2 separate regions of the Mus musculus genome follow, and region 2 is linked to region 1. Evidence: chromatin loops called from intact Hi-C (ENCODE). Cell type or tissue: left cerebral cortex. All regions are shown on one strand. Links, peaks and the distances in the headings refer to the core of each region. The heading gives the core; the rest is flanking DNA.

The links. Hi-C counts contacts between places; a loop is a spot of excess contacts. Peaks named below come from ENCODE experiments on the same cell type or tissue, not always from the same donor. Only the 100,000 strongest peaks of a DNase experiment are listed, where the experiment ranks them.
Region 2: it touches region 1 in a loop (7-fold over the local background); 3 of 42 quality-filtered maps call a loop at or near these places.

What each region holds. Positions count from the first base shown.
Region 1 is chr5:62,934,955-62,944,205 of GRCm38, forward strand. No RefSeq gene overlaps it. Among named protein-coding and RNA genes, the nearest start is that of Dthd1, 130 kb to the left of the region's middle. In left cerebral cortex, for the core only: a CTCF peak has its summit at 4,267 (motif pointing right); DNase peaks (open chromatin) are centred at 4,308 and 6,477.
Region 2 is chr5:63,496,716-63,505,966 of GRCm38, forward strand. No RefSeq gene overlaps it. Among named protein-coding and RNA genes, the nearest start is that of Gm30837, 120 kb to the right of the region's middle. In left cerebral cortex, for the core only: no CTCF peak of the experiment used is centred there; DNase peaks (open chromatin) are centred at 2,460, 5,019, 6,555 and 6,905; H3K27ac peaks cover 3,502 bases.

The DNA of each region.
Region 1 (9,251 bases), core at 771-8,770:
TATGCCGTCATTGTTCCTATCTCTGACTCCACAAGAACTTCCATAAGAACTGAGTCCTGATTACTTTCTCCATGGAAACCTCAGTGAGATTCTCTGCCTCTAAAGTCTTGGACTTCTTCTCTTTCACTCAGTATTTTTTTTTATAGCCCAACATATCTCAGGATGTTTGCTAAATGTTGCGTGTGTTGTTCCTTATCTCTGTGGGTTTCTTCGGTGTTTTATAATGCAGACGAATAAGCAAAGACATCAGCTTTGAGAGAAGTAATAGGACCATGGAGGAGACACTGGTGGTACACAATCGTACTGCTTGATGGATTCTTCCTGGAATGGGAAGGTATACCTCTTTCATGTGGGACCTATGTACTAATAAATGAAATTTCCAGGGATAGTGAAAGGAAGGTAAAGTAGAGTACAGTGATCCTTGGAGAATTAGGAAAAAGAAGCAGTGGGCCTCACAGAGCCCCGAGGCCTAGTAACTTGCACAGAGCACTCATCACTGATTTAAGAGTTACGAGGAAGGAGACAGAGGGTTCTCTCCCCAGACAAAATAAGAAAATCAACTCTGACTATTCGTGAAGGTCAGTAGAACCTTGTGAAGTGAAGAAGAGTGACTGTATTCATGTTTGTATTCATCTAATGACATAGTAAACTAAGATGAAGATGTGGCCACCAGACTGAGGACCAGAACCTACACAAAGGGAGAATGGGCAATGAACCATCTAAGGCTTGTTTCCACTAGAGTCATATCTTTGGTTGATGATGCAAAAACCAACAACTTCACGACTTCCACAGATAAACTTCCTTGTACCTGCATTTTGAGATAGACATGGTAGGACATGAATTGGATTCCTATATTGATTATGCCAACTAGTATTTTTATAGAGTACATATTTAAATGTACATATATACATTTTTCCTAAAAATGTCTTTAATTATTAACAAGATTTATTTTTTTAAGCAAACACAGAATAATTGAATTTACTATCTTTATGTATATAAATAGAGAACTCATTTGGAAATAACTTGATTTTATATTCTTGTGGAAATAACTAGAAAATACCACAACTAATGGTATACTATACACATCTATACACATCTAGGATTGGCAGATTAATATGAGAATTTATAAAACATATTTTTGTTAAATGTTTTATAAAAGCAACAACAATGGCCTTAGTTTGTTGAATATAATTTTATTTCATTATTTGTGTAATAATTATAAATTAACTAGGGAACATATTGTAGAGCAGAAAAAGTAAAACTGTAAGAATTTGTTATTATATTATTATAATGGACAAACTTCTTTTTCCTTATTATTCAATTCTCAATCTGTACCACATTCATTTAAACTAAGTATTAATAATTTTGGTAAAGTAATAAGTATAAAACATAATTTCTCATGAGATACGTACTTTCAATTCTCGATATTAAATAGCTTAGCCTTTTTCTTCTCTTCATGAATAAGTTTAATGAGAGTTGTGAGATTCTAGTTAAAATTGTCCTTGATTTAACTCATTTCAGTGGCAATAGACTCCTGAGAAACAAGAAAAGCTGGAGTTTGCTGATCTTAACTTTTACTACTGGAAACAAGTTTAGTTCTTTTTACTGCATTTAGTGACATAAAATAGTCAAAATATTTATGTGTTAAATATTAAAATAATATCTGATAAAAACTTGAGCAAATATATTAGGATTAACAAACTTTAAAAATTTGTACTAGTGTGTGAAATTTTAGTTTGGTACAGTGCTATTGTTAATTATTGCTATGAATACCAGAATGCATACTTAAGCATGGTTTATTGACAACCATGAAAAAGATGTTTTAGCTCATTGCCATTCATTGATTCTTAGCAGTCCTAAACATTTTATGCAATTTCAGCTATATAAGAGTGGGGAAGATAATTTACCAAACATCCTATTCCGCCAAATTAGAAATTCTGTTTCTTCATAATACGTCCTCTCTCTTCTTTTCTCTCAGCCCCCCTCTCTCTTTGTCTTGAAGAGAAATCTTAGTAGACTTTCTGTCTTAGACAACCTCTGCTAATATTGAATGCCTGATCAGCATGAGCAATCACTATTGGTGATAGCATTTCCCTGTTTGGATTCTGGACTGTGTCAGTGAAGAAGAGGAGCTGAGTAGCAAACATCCATTTATCCTTTGCTCTTTGCTTCTTCACTCTGGGAGAAACATAACTGGCTCCTGATGCTGTGACTTCCCCCACAATCATGGACTGTAACCTAGAATGCTGAGTTTACAAAATCCCTCTGTCTTTTAGGTTGACTTTGTCTGGTTATTTTACCACAGCAACTAATGAGAAACTAAAGTATCTGCTTTGTAACAGAAATGATGGCAAAGATTAGGATACAGTGCTCATTTTATTCCTATTGTCAGTACCTGTCAATTAATAATTTAATCAAATGAAACAGAAAGCATGACAAACTGATAATATTTTATTATAATGAAAATAATGGACTGTTTCATTAATAGTTAATTCATGATTACATAGATGACTCTGGTTAGTAGTTGTGGGTCACAAAAGAAAGAGGCCTGAAGGTGGGACAGTAACCTGTAGGAGGAGTTTAATGAGAGTTTATTGAATGTGTAACACAAATCAGAGAGGGAGGTGCGAATAAATAAAAAAGAAAGAACTGTATATGTGTATGAAGTTGTCAGTGAACAAACCCAACAGAATCTATGCACAAAAATCATCCTGAGTGAGATATCCCAGACCCAGGAAAACAAACCTGGCATGTACCCACTCAAATTGGACCAGACATTTCTTGGTTACTCCCACATGTTCCGTGCCACCATTACCATAGCACAGTTGACAGACAGGGCCAATTGAAGGTCAGAGACTTTGTGACTAGCTTGGTGTCCCAGTCCCACCACCAGAAGCCTTGCCAGCTTACAGAGGCTCTGTATCCTCCATTACCAGTTGTCCCTGCTAGGGTCATTTCAGGGACTTTAGGGGATACCAGCAGTTAAGTGAAAGATAGTCAAGCTACAATCCACAGACTCAGAGAGGCTAAGTAACAAGAAGCACTCAAGGTGGAAGTGCATGGATCTCCCTGGGAAGGGGAAATAGAATAGATTTCACAAGTGAACTGGGGACTAGCAGGAATCTGAACAGGAGGGATAAGGTGTGGAGGGAGAGGACTGGGAGAGACAACTGGAACTGGGCATTTTGGGGGATGATGTGGAAACCTTGTGCTGTAGAAACTTCCTGGAATGGGGGATACAGAGCCTGAACCTCCCATCTCCTGTATCCTGGCAAGGATTCCAGTGGTTGGATTGGGACACCAGCCCAGTCACAAAACCTCCGACCTACAATCAGCTCTGCCTGCCAAATGTGCTAGAGTAATGTTATGGTGGCACAGAACTTGTAGGAATAGCCAACCATTGATTGTTCCAACTTGAGGCCCATGCCGTCACTAGGAGCTTACACCTGGTGGTACCTAGAGAGCAAGAAAACAGAGGCTGGAGAGCCCAGAGATCCAGGATAAAACCAAACATGACTGTCACAAAAAAAATCACTGAAATGATTTCTCATATTAATTTTGCTATACTCATACATTAGTGCCTGGCCCAATCTTCATCAGAAAGGCTTCATCCAGCAAATGATGGAAGCAAATCTCAGAGACCCACATTAGAGACTAAACATTAGGCAGAACTAGGATAAGAGGGCAAGGAAGGATTGAAGGACCCAGAGGGCTTGAGGAGACCACAAGAGCATGGCCTACAGAACCCTTAGCAGGGCTCACAGAGGCTCACATAGACTGAAGTCACAAGAACCTGTAGGGGCTGAGCTAGGTTGGCATTGTGTACATCATGGTGTGTAGCTTGGTGTTTTTGTGCCATTCCTGACAGTATAAGTATCTCTGACTCTTATGCCTGCTCTTGGGACCCCTATTTTCCTTCTGGGTTGCCCTCTCCAGCTTTGAAATGCAGATATGTTCTTAGTCTTATTTAACTTGATATGTTGTGTTTGGTTGATATCCTTTGAATGCCTGTTCTTTTCTGAATGGGAAAGGAGGAGGAGTGGACCTAGGTGAGAGGGCAGGTGGAGCAGAGGGACTGAGAAATGTGGTTAGAGGAAAGCTGTGGTCAGGATGTAGTATATGGGAGAAGAATGAATAAAATAAAAAATAAAATAAAATAAAATAAAATAAAATAAAATAAAACAAAACTAAGAAATCTTTAGCACCCTCTATGTAGCAGGTGTGAGACCAAGCAAATAGACGACTCATACTGTAAGAGAGTGATACTTGCTTACTTCCACATGGGGGCACTCTAGAACTCAGAAATAGAATTTCTGCACTTGACCAAGTTTTATTGTTGCGTTGGAACAGAAAGTGTGTGATATCTGTCTGTCGTGGTGGTTGTTTTAACGTGTTCTTTGTATGAAAGACAAATTAGCACTTCTCAAATTTGAAGAAGTGTTATCGTTTGAAAACATGGCATTTCACCCTTGTCTTTCTTCTTTCGCTCCAGAAGTAGTATATAAGGAAGACATTTGACTTCCTTTATGCATTTGTTCTTTGATTACTCAGAGAACTTAGAACGGCAGCTTACAGGTTTATGATAACATAAAAACTTGTATTTCCTGATAATCTGCATGGTTTATCTCAGTAGAAAGTTTGGATGACAATTGTGAAATTTGAGTGCTTTTGTGACAAACATATAACATTCTAAAACACTGACCTGGGCTAAGTATAAAAGGTACATATTTTTAGGCTAACAAAATTGTGACCTGTTTCTATAAAAAGAAATGTGCCACCATATAGTTGCTTTTATTAGATATGTTTATGCACAAATTTTGCTATTATTTGGAACAAATTATCATGTGTCTTCCTGGTTAAAAAAAATTCATCATTGTACTAGTTCTGAAAGACACCTGACTGTCTTATTTTATCTTTAATTGGAAAATATCAGTGTTATGAAATATTTTTAATGGATAATTGCTATATAATTAGTACCACTGAACAATTTGTTCTGCTTTGTAGATAATCTTCTTAAAAAAGATTTAGTTTTGTCATTTTCTCTCTCTCTCCCTCCGTCTCTCTCTCTCTGTGTGTGTGTGTGTGTGTGTGTGTGTGTGTGTGTGTGTGTGTGTTTGTGTATGTGCGTGCATGCCCATGCACTCTGTGAGACTGTATGGAAAGTTACTACTGCCATAGAGGATTCAACACTTTTCTACCTTCTACAGGCAACTGTACTGACTGGTGGTTGTGAACTGTCTGACACAGGATCTGAAAGCTGACCTGGGTCCTCTGGAAGAGCAGTAAGCATTCTTAACCATTGTGTCATCTCTCTAGCCCCAAGGCAGCTGACCTTTTCTTTTTAATTATAAACATTTATTTTTAGTTATGTATATGTGTGCAAGCCTATTTGTATCACATGTGTGCCGTACCTGTGGAGGCCAGATAAAGGTGCAAGATCTTCCACAATTTAGAGTCACACATGGTTCTGAGCTGCCTGATATGAGGGCTGAGATCTGAACTTGGGTCTTCTGTATGATCAACGTGTGCACTCCATCACTGAGCCCCACTTGTGGTTACTCAAAATTTATTTGCCTTTTCTGTCAGTCTTTTCTCTATTCTAAACAGTAATAACATCACCGAAACCATGCTTGGCACACTTGAACTTTACTCAGATATGGAGAAAGTTCCTTTGGGTTTCTTAACAGAGATGATACATCAAAATGAATTTAAGTTTTGAAAGTTATCATATTGTTTCAGAATAAAATACATGTTGCTCCATGTCATTCTTTATGCCATTGTTTGGTAGTCCCAGGACATTTTTAGTGTATCATTCTCTATTATTTCTTGTACCATGATCTATGTCAAGTCATACAAAAAAGTAGCTTTAAGTTTTAATCTAAAGTCTTTACTTCCGAACACTTGGATGTCAAACATCAATATCCTGAAACAGAGATTTCCTATAGCTTAGCAAGACATTTTAAGTATATCCAGATGCATCAAGTGTTCCTTATATTTAGTGCCTTTCACCTATCACTTCTGAAGACTACGCATTGGTCTGTACTCACCTGCGGTGGCAGCAGGGATTACCATTGTCAACATGGCTGCTCAATTCCCTCACCATCCTGAATTTTTTTCAGCTTTTCAGTATCTCCTCTTCCATTTATTGACTTGGAGGGTTTTACTTCTTATTCTCAAGAATGGTCAGCCTTGAATGTGTTATATACCTGAAAATGTCACTACAGATCATTAAGGTCTTTGAGTGGGTGTGTGCAGCCACTGTCTGTCTCTCCCTCTCTCCTTTCTCCCTCTTTCCCACTTTCTCTTTGTTTCAGCTTATAAAACTTTCTCTTGAGAACTGTTTCTTCCATTTTTATAGGCACTTTGGGTTAAATCTGTTTTTCTTCCATTTTTATGGACAATTTTATGGGCTCTGTGAAACTAAAATTTCATGTTCTTTGGTTCTTGGAAAAAATCCTGAAACTCTTTTGATGACTTCATGTTCTCTGTATTTTTTTTCTTCTCCCCTGTTCTTTATTTCTGGCACCACTGTGAAAGATTTTTCTGGATTTGTTCTCTCGTTATCTTCTTTTTATCTCATCAGCCTTGGCTCTACTTTCTGACAGTTTTCTTCAACTTCATTCTTCAATATCCTGATGAATATTTCCCCATACCATCATATTTTCTCTCCTCTATCTTTTTTATCTTATCCCCTCCTTTGCTTTATATTAAGTTTTATTTAATTAAAATAAAGATGTCGTCATCCTTTCCTTCATTTCTCTCAGGATATTTGTGGTAATTTCTTTATTTTCTTTTTAAAAATTAAAGCATACAGAAACCATTAATCTGAGAGAAAGCAAAGGAGGGGGTTCATGGGAAGGGTTGGAGGAGAGGAGGTAAAAATAACATCATTTTACTTTCATTAAAATATTCTTTCAGAGTGGTATACACGGGCATTATTCATTTTCTTTAAATTATTTCTGATATATTGTTCATATCACACTAATTTTTTATAGTTTGGTAGCAACATAATTTTATGAGGATTATATAACATAATCAGATATTATTTGTGCATGTGATAGCTAATGATACCTGTAGAATCTCATTGCATGACACAGATACACAGGATTTTATCTATGTACTGTGCACACAGGAGGATGCTCTGACCTGTGAATTCTCACATCTCTGTCAATACTGACTATATCCTTTCAGAAGCCTTTCATCCAGTTACCTTAACTGCATCACACACCACTCATGTCACGTCTACCTAATACCCACCAGGTGATCACAGATTTCATCCTAGTTTATCTTGGTAAAGTCTGAACACACGGAAAGGAAGAAAACTTAGAGTGGCTGGGTTGCAAGCTCTTTTTTTTTTTATTAAAATAACTAATTTTATTTATTTGGAACATTTTATTATGAGTCATGTTTAGAACAAAAAAGGAATTTTTTATTACTTACTACTTATTAGCCAGATGATATTGAAAAATACTTTAACCTCAAAGACCCTCTCCTTTTAATAATTTAGTAAATAATACCTAATCTATAAAGCTAACATGAAAATTGCTAATGAATTTAAACTGCAAACTAAATCATCCATGCAAATATCAACTTAATGTTAACTTTTATAGTTAAAGAAAAGGGAAATGTATGTATGAAACTGGATGAATACATAGAATGCACAGGGAAGCATTGTATGATACAAAGGCACTCTTTCTTAGTACACAGACTTAACTGTGTATTGAAATATACACACATAATTGTGCCCATCTGACGGGTCAGAGTTATTATTAGGAAACTTCTAGCTGTTTGGGGAGATAGTCTGGTAGTCTTGAGAACCTACATTGTCAAGGTGGTGAGGGTGTTCCTCACTCAGTGTATGCTTGCTTATTTTTATCTCTTCTCGTGTTTATGTTATTTGCTTGTGATTGGTCTCCTTCATTTCAGAGTATCTTTATTACTTTGTTGTTGATTAGAGTTCTATTCTTTTAGAAGGTCTCAGAAGTAAGTCCACTGCAGGCAACAGAACATTTATTAATGTGATACAATTGAGTTGTATGCAGATTTAGTTAGAAGTTATATTTGAGGCAAGGGAAACATTGGAGAGCTATACAGTCATTTTCCTCACTCACCCTGTCTGCACACTTCTGACTTTACAATACTACCATTTTGTTAAAACACTCAATATCCCAATTATTTTTTATTTTCTCATTCTAGGTGGGCAACTCTGAAACTGTTCATTAAGGGAAGGCAAACAAATGAACAAATCTAATACCACTAAGAAGAACCAATTATGCTGACCAGGTTCCTTTCACTTCAAGTGGTCAGCTTGCCCCTTAAGGTGACCAGCTGCTCTATCTCCCCATGATGCTTGTTGTTGCTTAGATAGATATTGTCTCTAACATGCAATGATTTAAGTATAACACTGTTAAACTTTAGTTGTAGTTCTTAACAGAGATTCATTGAAGCCATAAATGTGGGAAGAGAAGCCACAGGCCTTAGCTAAGCTGAGAGTCCAGTAACAGACAAGGAGGAGATCAGGCAGATGCCTGTGGGTTCAAGTCACTATGCTGAAAAGTGAGACACATGTCTACAGATAGGGACACTCAATAAATACAGAGATATGGGGGCACTACAGGTGGCTAGTGGAGCAAGATCAGATCTTTGTACACTCAGGTGTTTTACCCATTGTACCTTCAAGGAACAAAGTATCAGTGGATATCAGTAATATCTGTAATACTAGATACAGGTATGCAGTCAGTGAGGAGAAAAGCAAGTGTCTAATGCTACTGGGAGTGGATGGGAAGGCCAGCTGGTACGTTTGAGACTCCAGAGGATCTGAGGAACATCGATATCCCACAACAGTAGTCTACATAATATTTTGACAAGTTGATCTACACTGTTTCTTTGGTGTTGCCTATGTATATGCTAAACCAGAACCAACAGGATACTACACTATGACTATAGGGTTTTTTTTGTAGCTTCTTTATTTTTCTTGGTGATGGAAACATTTTACAGATGTTTCTGTAGATCAGAATAATATATTTTCTAAAGCAGCTGGGGAAAAAAATCAAGCTACATATATAGCTGCATAATGATTAGTTTGCATCAATAAGGAAGAATAATACACATTTATATGTACAGGAAATGAGATATGTAACATTTTAATAAAGTGATAAAATAGAGTAATATATAAAAACAATGCATATATTCCATATTTTAACATGTGAATATTTGCATGCACAGCCACCAAGCTATTAGTTACATATAGA
Region 2 (9,251 bases), core at 307-8,306, 560 kb after region 1:
TTGGATGGATCACAGGGCCCCCAATGGAGGAGCTAGAGAAAGTAACCAAGGAGCTAAAGGGATCTGCAACCCTATAGGTGGAACAACAATATGAACTAACCAGTAACCCCGGAGCTTGTGTCTCTAGCTGCATATGTATCAGAATATGGTCTAGTTGGCCATGAGTGGAAAGAGAGGCCCCGTGGTCTTGCAAACTTTATATGCCCCAGTACAGGGGAACTCCAGAGCCAAGAAGTGGGAGTGGGTGGGTAGGGGATTGGGTGGGGTTATGGGGAACTTTTGGGATAGCATTTGAAATTTGAAATGTATATAAAGAAAATATCTAATAAAAAATTTAAAAAAAGAATGGAAGAAATCAAGAAAAAAATAAATCAAGAAACAAAGAAATCAAGAAAGAAAGAATCAAGAAAATGGGGAATGCTAACAGATGTAAGAGTGGTGAATATAATTCAACCAATGGATTCATTGCAGCCTAGAATTCCTTTACCTTCTTTACTACCTAAGGCATAGCCTTTGATAATAACTGATTTAAAAGATTTCCTTTTTAGTATACCCTTGTATGAGCAGGATAGGGAAAGGTTTGCTTTCCCATAAAAATGTTCTCCCACAAGGGATGCTAAATACTCCAACTTTATGTTAATATTTTGTGCAACAACCACTAGAAATAATTTGTAGACAATTTCCTCAATCTATTATTTATCATTACATGGATGATATTTTGTTGGATTATTCTGACACAGATAATTTAGAGAAAATGTTTAAGGAAACACAAAGAATTCTGCCATGCTGTAGATTATAGATTGCTCTTGAAATCTGTAATCTGAAAATTGATCCCATTTGGGTTATAAAGTAAGTCAATAAAAATTCAACCACAAGTGGTTCAGATCAGAAGAGGTTAGTTGCAGGCCCACCTGGTTCTCTGGAAAACTAACATATTCTTTCAGTATCTGCATTAATCTTTCACTAGGTCAGAGCCCCCATGGCCCCAAATACCTCTCAAAGACCTCACAACTTTTCATTGTTAAAGTAGAAATTATAGATGTACCACATTTAAATCAGCCTAGCAGCTTTTGGTCTTCTTCCTGGTGAGCTTGCATGGTCTCTCACTCTCCTGCTTAATCCCTGCTTCCTATTTTTTTCTTTCTTTCTCCATGGCTGCATCCCAGTATATGCCCTCATAGGCATTAGTTTCCATCTTTTTACACTTTCTAAATGGCTTATGGCACATTAACTCTTGCATTGGCACATTATCATCAATGAATTCCACTACAGCAAACATTTGTGAGTCACAATTGGGAAGCCTGAACCATCCAAACAGCTGTGTGTTTAGGAAGACACCTGTGATGGCTTGGGTGGGAACTCTTTATCCAAGACTTGAGTTTTAAGACCTGGTCCCCAGCTGATGGTGTTATTTTAGGAGATTCTGGAAACTTTAGGAGGAAAGGCTGTATGAAATATATAAGTAGGCATGTGTTAATACTATATCTTGCGTGTCTTCTCTCCGCTTGTCTATCTGCTTCCTGTCCACCAAAGCTGAGTTGCTTCTGTCTCATTCTTTGTCATTTATTTATATGTTAGATTGTATATGTGATTGTATTGAGAAACAGTCTCAGTCTGGAGCCCAAATTGATCTGGAATTTACTAGTCAGCCCAGGCTGGCCACTGACTGTCACATGTTCTCGTGACCATGTTGTCTTTTCTACATGCCTAAAGCCCAGACTCCAAAACCTGGGAACTATGGACTTGAATTTCTGCCCCTCTGAGTTAAACAAAGCCCCTACTCCTTAGGTTGTCTCTCTTGGGGTTTTGTCCACAGCGATAGAAACATCTGACTAATGTATCAAGAGAGACCAAAGCCCTCTTCATAGTTTTTCATGCTGTTGGTCCTCCCTGTAACAAATGCCAGTTACCATTTTATTATCCATAGAGGAACAGAACAAGCTATTCTATGCTGTGAAGTAAATAAAATTATTTTAGGTATTGTGCTGAGTGACTTACACATATAATTTCATTTTGTTCATAACATTTCCATTGGGAATACACTGTTATTAAGTCCCTTTTCCAGATGAAAAAAACTGAAGAATGATGAATTTAAAGATATCTCTCGAGGTGACATACCTCCTAAGTATTTAAAAAGTTGTTTGAATTGGGTTAAATCCATCCTTAAACACAACTCTGTTCTGTTTCTTCCTGAGCTGCAGGCAAGAAATTCCAAGATTCATTCCAACAACTAAGTCAGTTCCCTATCTTAGGAGCTGAAGATAGTGAAGGCAAACACTTGAGTCCTACCATAACAAGAAATGAAGCAGAAGTATTCCTAACCAGATGGTAGTCACATCACCCCTCCATGGGGAATTGTAATCTGTGAGGTGCAGTGGGCAGGGCATGGGCCTTGGTGTCAGACATACTTGGGTTTCAGTCTTCCTACTTCCATTTAGAATCTGGGCAATTTAACTTAAGCAAGTTCTTTAAATTCCCTGTGCATCTCTCCCCATGTTCCCATCTGTGCCTTGGAGATTATAATAGCTACATCAACGAGCTGTTATGAGAATTGCAGGGTGTAAAGTATCCAAGTGTCTGGAAGATAGTGAGTAGGCACTCAAATGTTCAGTATTTCCATTTGCCTCCCTTGTTGGAAAGAGAAGAGCAGACTATCTAAATATCCCTGCATGGTTCCTTCAACAGAGAACAGAAACCTGAACAAAAGCACACACAGACTCCTATTTTTTTTTTTTTTTAGGAAAATGAAACATAAACCTCTAACGTTGCTAAAAGCAAAGGTTAAAACAGCAAAGAAAGTAGTATATGGAGGAAGCACACTAGAGTAGGCTTCAAGAATCGGGGAACAGGAGTTCTAATGCAGAGTCCACCACAAATGACTGTGATGCTTTTCTCTCTGACCTGCAGCATTCCATCTGAAAAGGGGCAGGTTGAATCTGATGGTAGCTTTGTCCCATCCACATGGAATTTTGAATTCTCATGGTACCTTGTTCTATCTGAGCAGAAATAGGACTAGACAGTCAAATTGATCTACAAACTAAGAATAGATCCAAGATTCTCAGTGAAGCCAACGAAGGGATGAAATAAATGTTTTTTTCTGAGCAAAGTTCTGTTCGATGGTGGCCAGGGCAAGAGCTCTTAAGTGGGGCAGCCAGGCATTCTAATGTACTCTTTACTGCTTATTCAATGTGTCGTTCACACAGGACACCATGGTCTCCTTAAAATGTTCCCTGATCAATAAAATGAAAATAACTTTTTCCCATCGAGTTTGTATTAGCTTTCTTTCTATCACTGTCATAAAACACTATAACTGAGGAAATTTATAAAAGAAAATCCATAATTGGGCTTACAGTTTGGAGGATTAGAATCAAGGATGGCAGAGCAACAGTGTTGGCAACAGAACAGCTGAGAGCTCACGTCTCACAAGCAGGAGGCAGAAGGGCGAGAGCCTGAACTTGCTTTGAATGTCTTTAAACCACAAAATTATTTTAAAGAGGCTTTTGAACCCACCAGAGACATACCTCCAACAAGGCCACACATACTAATTCTTCTCAAAAAAAAAATTCTACCAACTGAGGATCATGTCATCAAACATTTATATCTATGGGGCCATTCTCACTCAAATAACCACTTAATAGTATTCAAATTTAAGAATGTTTACAACTTTCTATTTACTGTTATTCCATCCCTTTTTCTTCTGTCATGTAAGTACGTCACTGGCCATTATCATAATGCTTCCCTTCCAGCTTCCTCCTATGGGAATGTGGCCTCTATTTTGAGGTCCTTAATGCCAAAGAGTCATATTGACACTAAAGTCAAGATAGTGCCAAGATAGTACCTTATGCATAATTTCCCAATAAATATCCTCACTGAAAGTACTGAAGAAACAAAAAAATAAGATGATGAGATTGTATTCTTTAGCTAATGAGCACTTTTTAAAGATCTACATTGAATGCAGCCAAGTGTATTGAGTTTGACCTCTCTCAAAATCAATACTATTAATATGTTTCAAGACTCTTAAAAATGTCTATACCCTCTCATCTAGAATATCTACTCCCAGGATTTTATACAGTAGAAAAAATGGGTTGATTCCAAGCAGAAAAGCTACACACCAGGGGAGAAAAGACTAAGAAAGTACACCAAAAGTATTAGTAGTGGGCATATATGAGTGATTGGATTAATAATTTTATTTTTCCATTTTCCAAAATATATTAAGTTGCCATGTCAAATTTACAGAACTATATAAAATACTTTAACCATATGAGAGATATTAAAAGTTTTCCTATATGACTATAAATATTTTTAAAGCAAAGCATTCACCTTTCAGTATTCATATACCCTCAAATCTAACACCTAATAATTTGCCTATAATGGGTGCCACTTAACACACACACGCACGCACGCACGCACGCGCACACACACACACACACACACACACACACACACACATACACACAATGGGTAACTACTTGGCTCCTTAATATATCTTCCTTCACTCCCCAAATTTAGAAATATCACTTTTATTTTCCTTCTAGCCACTTCATTTCCAAAGACATGACAGTGTCAGCAGGTTTATTTTTCCCCAAAACAGGTTAATGCTCCACTTAACTGCTGTCCAGATAGTTTTTATTAAAAAGTAGCACAGTTCTCCCTGTGAGATTTCAACGTCACATGCTAGGAGGAGCTGAGAATTTAACTAGGTTACACGGAATCTTTGGAGAATCTAATTACTGCCGCATTATTGCTGAGGTGGCCACAATGAAGTTCTCCAGTAAAAAGTGAATCCTGGTTATGGGTTCTTCTTTGTTTCAGTACTAAATCTGTGGTAATTTTTTGCTTTGGAGAAAGGCCAATGTTTGCTTGGACAGGTTTGTTTTCACTAAGGGAAGATTTCAGCTCTCAGTCAATTAGCAGTCACTGCATCTTTGTTAAGTGGACGTGTCTTTAAAACCAGCCTCTGCCACCACAAGCCTTCCTGTGGATTCATATCAAGTACCTAAATTCTTGTATTTTTGTAAGCTGTCCGCTATTCTGCCACATCCATGAGAGCCCAGCATGATAATAGTCTCCCTTCCTACAACAAAAGCCTTCCCTGCTACTCTTTTTGTGCTGTGGATCTGTTTCTCTCATTCCCTAAATTAATGGTGCTTTAAAAAGGTAGTTCACACTTAGCTGAATAAATCTGAAATCTTACTTCTCCTGTGCATTCCAGTTCTGATTTCTCCCATACTGAAAAGAAAAAGGTTTGAAGCCAAACAATGGCTGTTTTCTATTCTTCCACTCATTTGTAAGTCGTGTGGTTTGCTCTTCTCTCATTGAAAATTGTGACTCTACATAAATGAGAAAGAGCTAGAATTTTATCTATGTTTCAAAATTATACTTTAAAACAAGCAATAGCTTTAAAGTATCTACAATTCTGTAAAAGAAAAGAAAGAAGGAGAGAGTGTGGGGAAGGAAATGTCCACACAAGTAAAGGATGTCTTTATCAAACCCCACCCCTCAAGGCTCAGATATTTCTGAAGATAAGGAGATGGAACAATTTTAAGAGGAAAATGTAGTGGTAGGTAACTCCAAGATAATACATAATAATATATAAACTCACAGAGGCTATGATACCATGCAGAAGACTTGCATAGACACATATAAACTCACAGAAACTGTGAAACCATGTAGAAGACCCACATAGTTTCAAACTGACAAAAATCCCATTACTTAGAAGGCAGAGTGTACACAAAATCCCACTACTAGCCAGAGAGCTGTTTAAAATTGATGCCTAATGGGAAAGGGAAAATCAGTTTTCTCTAACCAAGTGTCATTATGAGCCATATTCCAGGACAGGCCCTGGGCCTAGGCGTAGTTAGTTGGCAAACACAAAACAGACTATGTGGTTGTTGTTTTTGTTATTGGTGGTGGTGGTGGTGGTGGTGGTGGTGTGTGTGTGTGTGTAAAGCATTTTGTTTTACTACTTTTGTTCTAGTGGGTTTTGGGGGGGTTGTTTGTTTGTTTTTTGCTTGTTTGACTTTTGTTGTTGTGGTGGTGGTGGTTGATTGGTTGGTTGGTTGGTTGGTTGGTTGGTTGGTTGGTTGGTTGCCCTGGGGGTTTGAAAGAGAGAAAGAACAAATGTTGGGTGGGTAGAGAGAGGTGAGGAGGACCTGGAAGAAGTTAGAGGAGGGGAAAGAATTTGGTCAGCAGATAGTGTATGAAAAAAAGTAGAAAAAAAAAAAAGAAAAGGAATATTTTAACACAATGTAAAAAATAAAATGTGCCCATGAAAGTCTGTGTTCACATCTTCATCTGCCTCAAACCATTCCCCTCCCCACTGGCAGTTAACTACATCAATAGTTAGTGGGTCCCTTTTTCTATGTGTCCACATTAATATACCAACACTTTCACAAGTATAGTACATGCGTAGCTTCTCAGAGCAAATAAACTTGCTAGCATGTATTTGTCTGCTTCAACTTTTCTTATTGCTTTAAAGCTAGAAGGACGAGCCACTAAGCGTAGGACAAAGAATAACATGAAGACTGAGAGACACAGAATGGGCAGATGGCTGGCCTTTCTGCTGAAAATATCTCGCGAATACATAGGCATACTTCACGTCCGTGCCACACAAAGCTTTTTAAATTTAGCAGTGGAAGATTAAGTACAAACTTTTGGATTTTACTTTCTTTTTTTACAGTGTTTCTGTTGCTAATGGTAAAAAACAAGACCACAGAGTCTAAATTTGAGGGGCCTCAATTTAATTACCTTTCTATATTTACTAGACAAATTAGAAAAGGGCTCTGACTTCTTTGGGAGTTTATTTTGGTAGCAATCTTCAAGTCTGAGGAGCTAAAGAGGTGAAAGCAGCTATAGTCTATGAACAGGAACGGGGCATATATTTAGTGTTCTTCCTTTCACACTGCGTCTGTGCTGCCCAAGGTGATGGCTTTCATAGCCCACTCAAGCTGTGAATATCTTTACATGCGGGGAGCCGTCCCCTGCCGCCTTAGTAACACGCCTTGAAGAAAGTATTAAAAGCTCAGAACAAGATGGCAATCTGAGTGTAAGGAGGTTTACTAGTTTCTAAAAAAAAAAAAAAAAAAAAAAAAAAAAGGATAAATGAAACACCTTTTGAAGCAACTGTCAGGAAATGAAGAAAGATTTGTACTACATAGGAGAGGATTTCAGTGTTCGGGTTAAAAAGAAAACTCATTGAAAAGACCTCATGGGAATTTCTAGGAGATTGGGATCTTATAAAGCACTTTGTTGAAAACAGTAAAGGTTGTAGAGAGAAAGATAGTAAAATAGGGGAGCGCACGAAGACCAGGATAAGCAGCATCCTATTACAGACATCGCAGCTGTCAAACAATGGAAGTTAATATTATGTCAGTCTGTAAGAAATTTGTATTTGATTTGAAGATGGTCATTAGCCTATGAGTTAAATGAGATGAGAAATTAACTAAAACATTTGCAACAGGTAATATCCAAAAGTCAAAAACATGCTCTTTAAAAGTCAAAGACTAGTAAATAGAAGACAATGAATGTCTTAATTCATCTGTAATAAAGGGTTGAGGAAACTTGTATCATGTCCCACGGCCTTTATGATGACTTGACCACAGGTATGTCCAGTAAAAGATTTCTTGAGTGATCATAACACTGATAAATAATTTTTCTCTTATTTATGTATAAATATGGAGAGAAAGACCCTAATAATTTATACTTTCAACATTGGTAATTCTTATTTCAGTCATTAATATTGATCATCACACAAATCAAGATGATGAAAGAAATAAGACCAACAATTGCTTTGTGTATTTATAATGGACTGCTTATAAAGCTGTAGAGTTTAGATGCTTCAATACTATTTTTTCATAAGCAGCCTGCTCTCCTAACAAGAACTTGTAATCTGAACAGATGGGCTTTCCATGGGTGGTGGTGGTACCTGAAAAGGGAATATGACACACATTTATTTTCTGAAAAATAAAACAAACATTATTAAAACTAAGAAACTTTAAAATTTTTATTTTTTTTAACAAAGGAGGAATTGTTTTCCTCACAGAATTAGAGGGTGTGGTCCATGGTTGCTTGGGCCCATGTCTTTCAGCAAAACATAACTGCTACAGAAACAAATGCTGAAGGATATTCTTTGTGTGCACAGAAGTGTGTGGGCACAGGTGTGTGTGTCCAAAGGTCAGTGGGAGATGTCTCTCTCAGTCACTTTCTATCTTATTTTTAAAATAGCATCACTTACTGAACCTAGAGTTTAATGACTAGCTAGGATAGCAGACACTTCAGGAACCCTCCTATCTCCACCTTCATTCAGTTAAGTCACCTTCTCTTGAAGTGTTAAGTCTATCAAAACATTAACACCAGATAGTGATCAAGTGTCCAACACAGGAGCCGATGGAGCATACTTCACATTCAAACCATAACAAATATCCTCTTGAAACTCAATTTAGAGAAGAGTTTGCATCCACAAATACCCAAGTAGAGATGTGTATCACTTGAACTGTGTTCTACCTTTGTATTCCCCCCGCCCCTGCCTCCTGCATCTCTCAGAGTAGTTCAGAGTTGATGCGGAGAAGTATACTTCACATTCCTCCAGAGATGTCAGTGTGAGTGCTCCCAGTCATCACATGCAGATGAAAGACACTGCCTTTGGGATTCAGTAAAGTGTGATTGAAATTAATCAAGACACTTCAGAAATTTTTTAGTTTCTAATATGTATTATTGTCAAACAATGGAGAGTGTTCAAAAAATCACAGAAGAAAACTCAGCATATCTTCTATTGCAGATGTGTGACCATGTGAACAGAATTCACCTTGTATGACTGATTCTTCAAATAAGTTAGTGTTTTGACAATTTCATACTGGTGTCTAATGCATTTTGATTTCTCTCTCCATGCACTCTTATTGCCCTTTTGTCCCATTGAAGCTCCCTCCTCCATACCAGCCCCTTACCCAGACTCCTAACTTCAAGTTTCCTTTGTGGCTCATTTAATTTAACCAGGATCATCTGCATGACCATTAGATAGAAACTATACATTGGAACCCAGTTAGTTCAAACATTTGACAACTTCACATATGTATATACTGAGTTTGGGGGTTTTGTGTATGTGTGTGTGTGCATTGGTATTTTGCCTGCATGTATGTCTATGTGAGAATGTTGGATCCTGGAGTTACAGAGCAATTGTGAGCTTCCAGGCAAGTGCTGGGAATTGAACCTATGTCCTCTGGAAGAGTGGCCTGTGCCCTTACCCACTGAGCCAC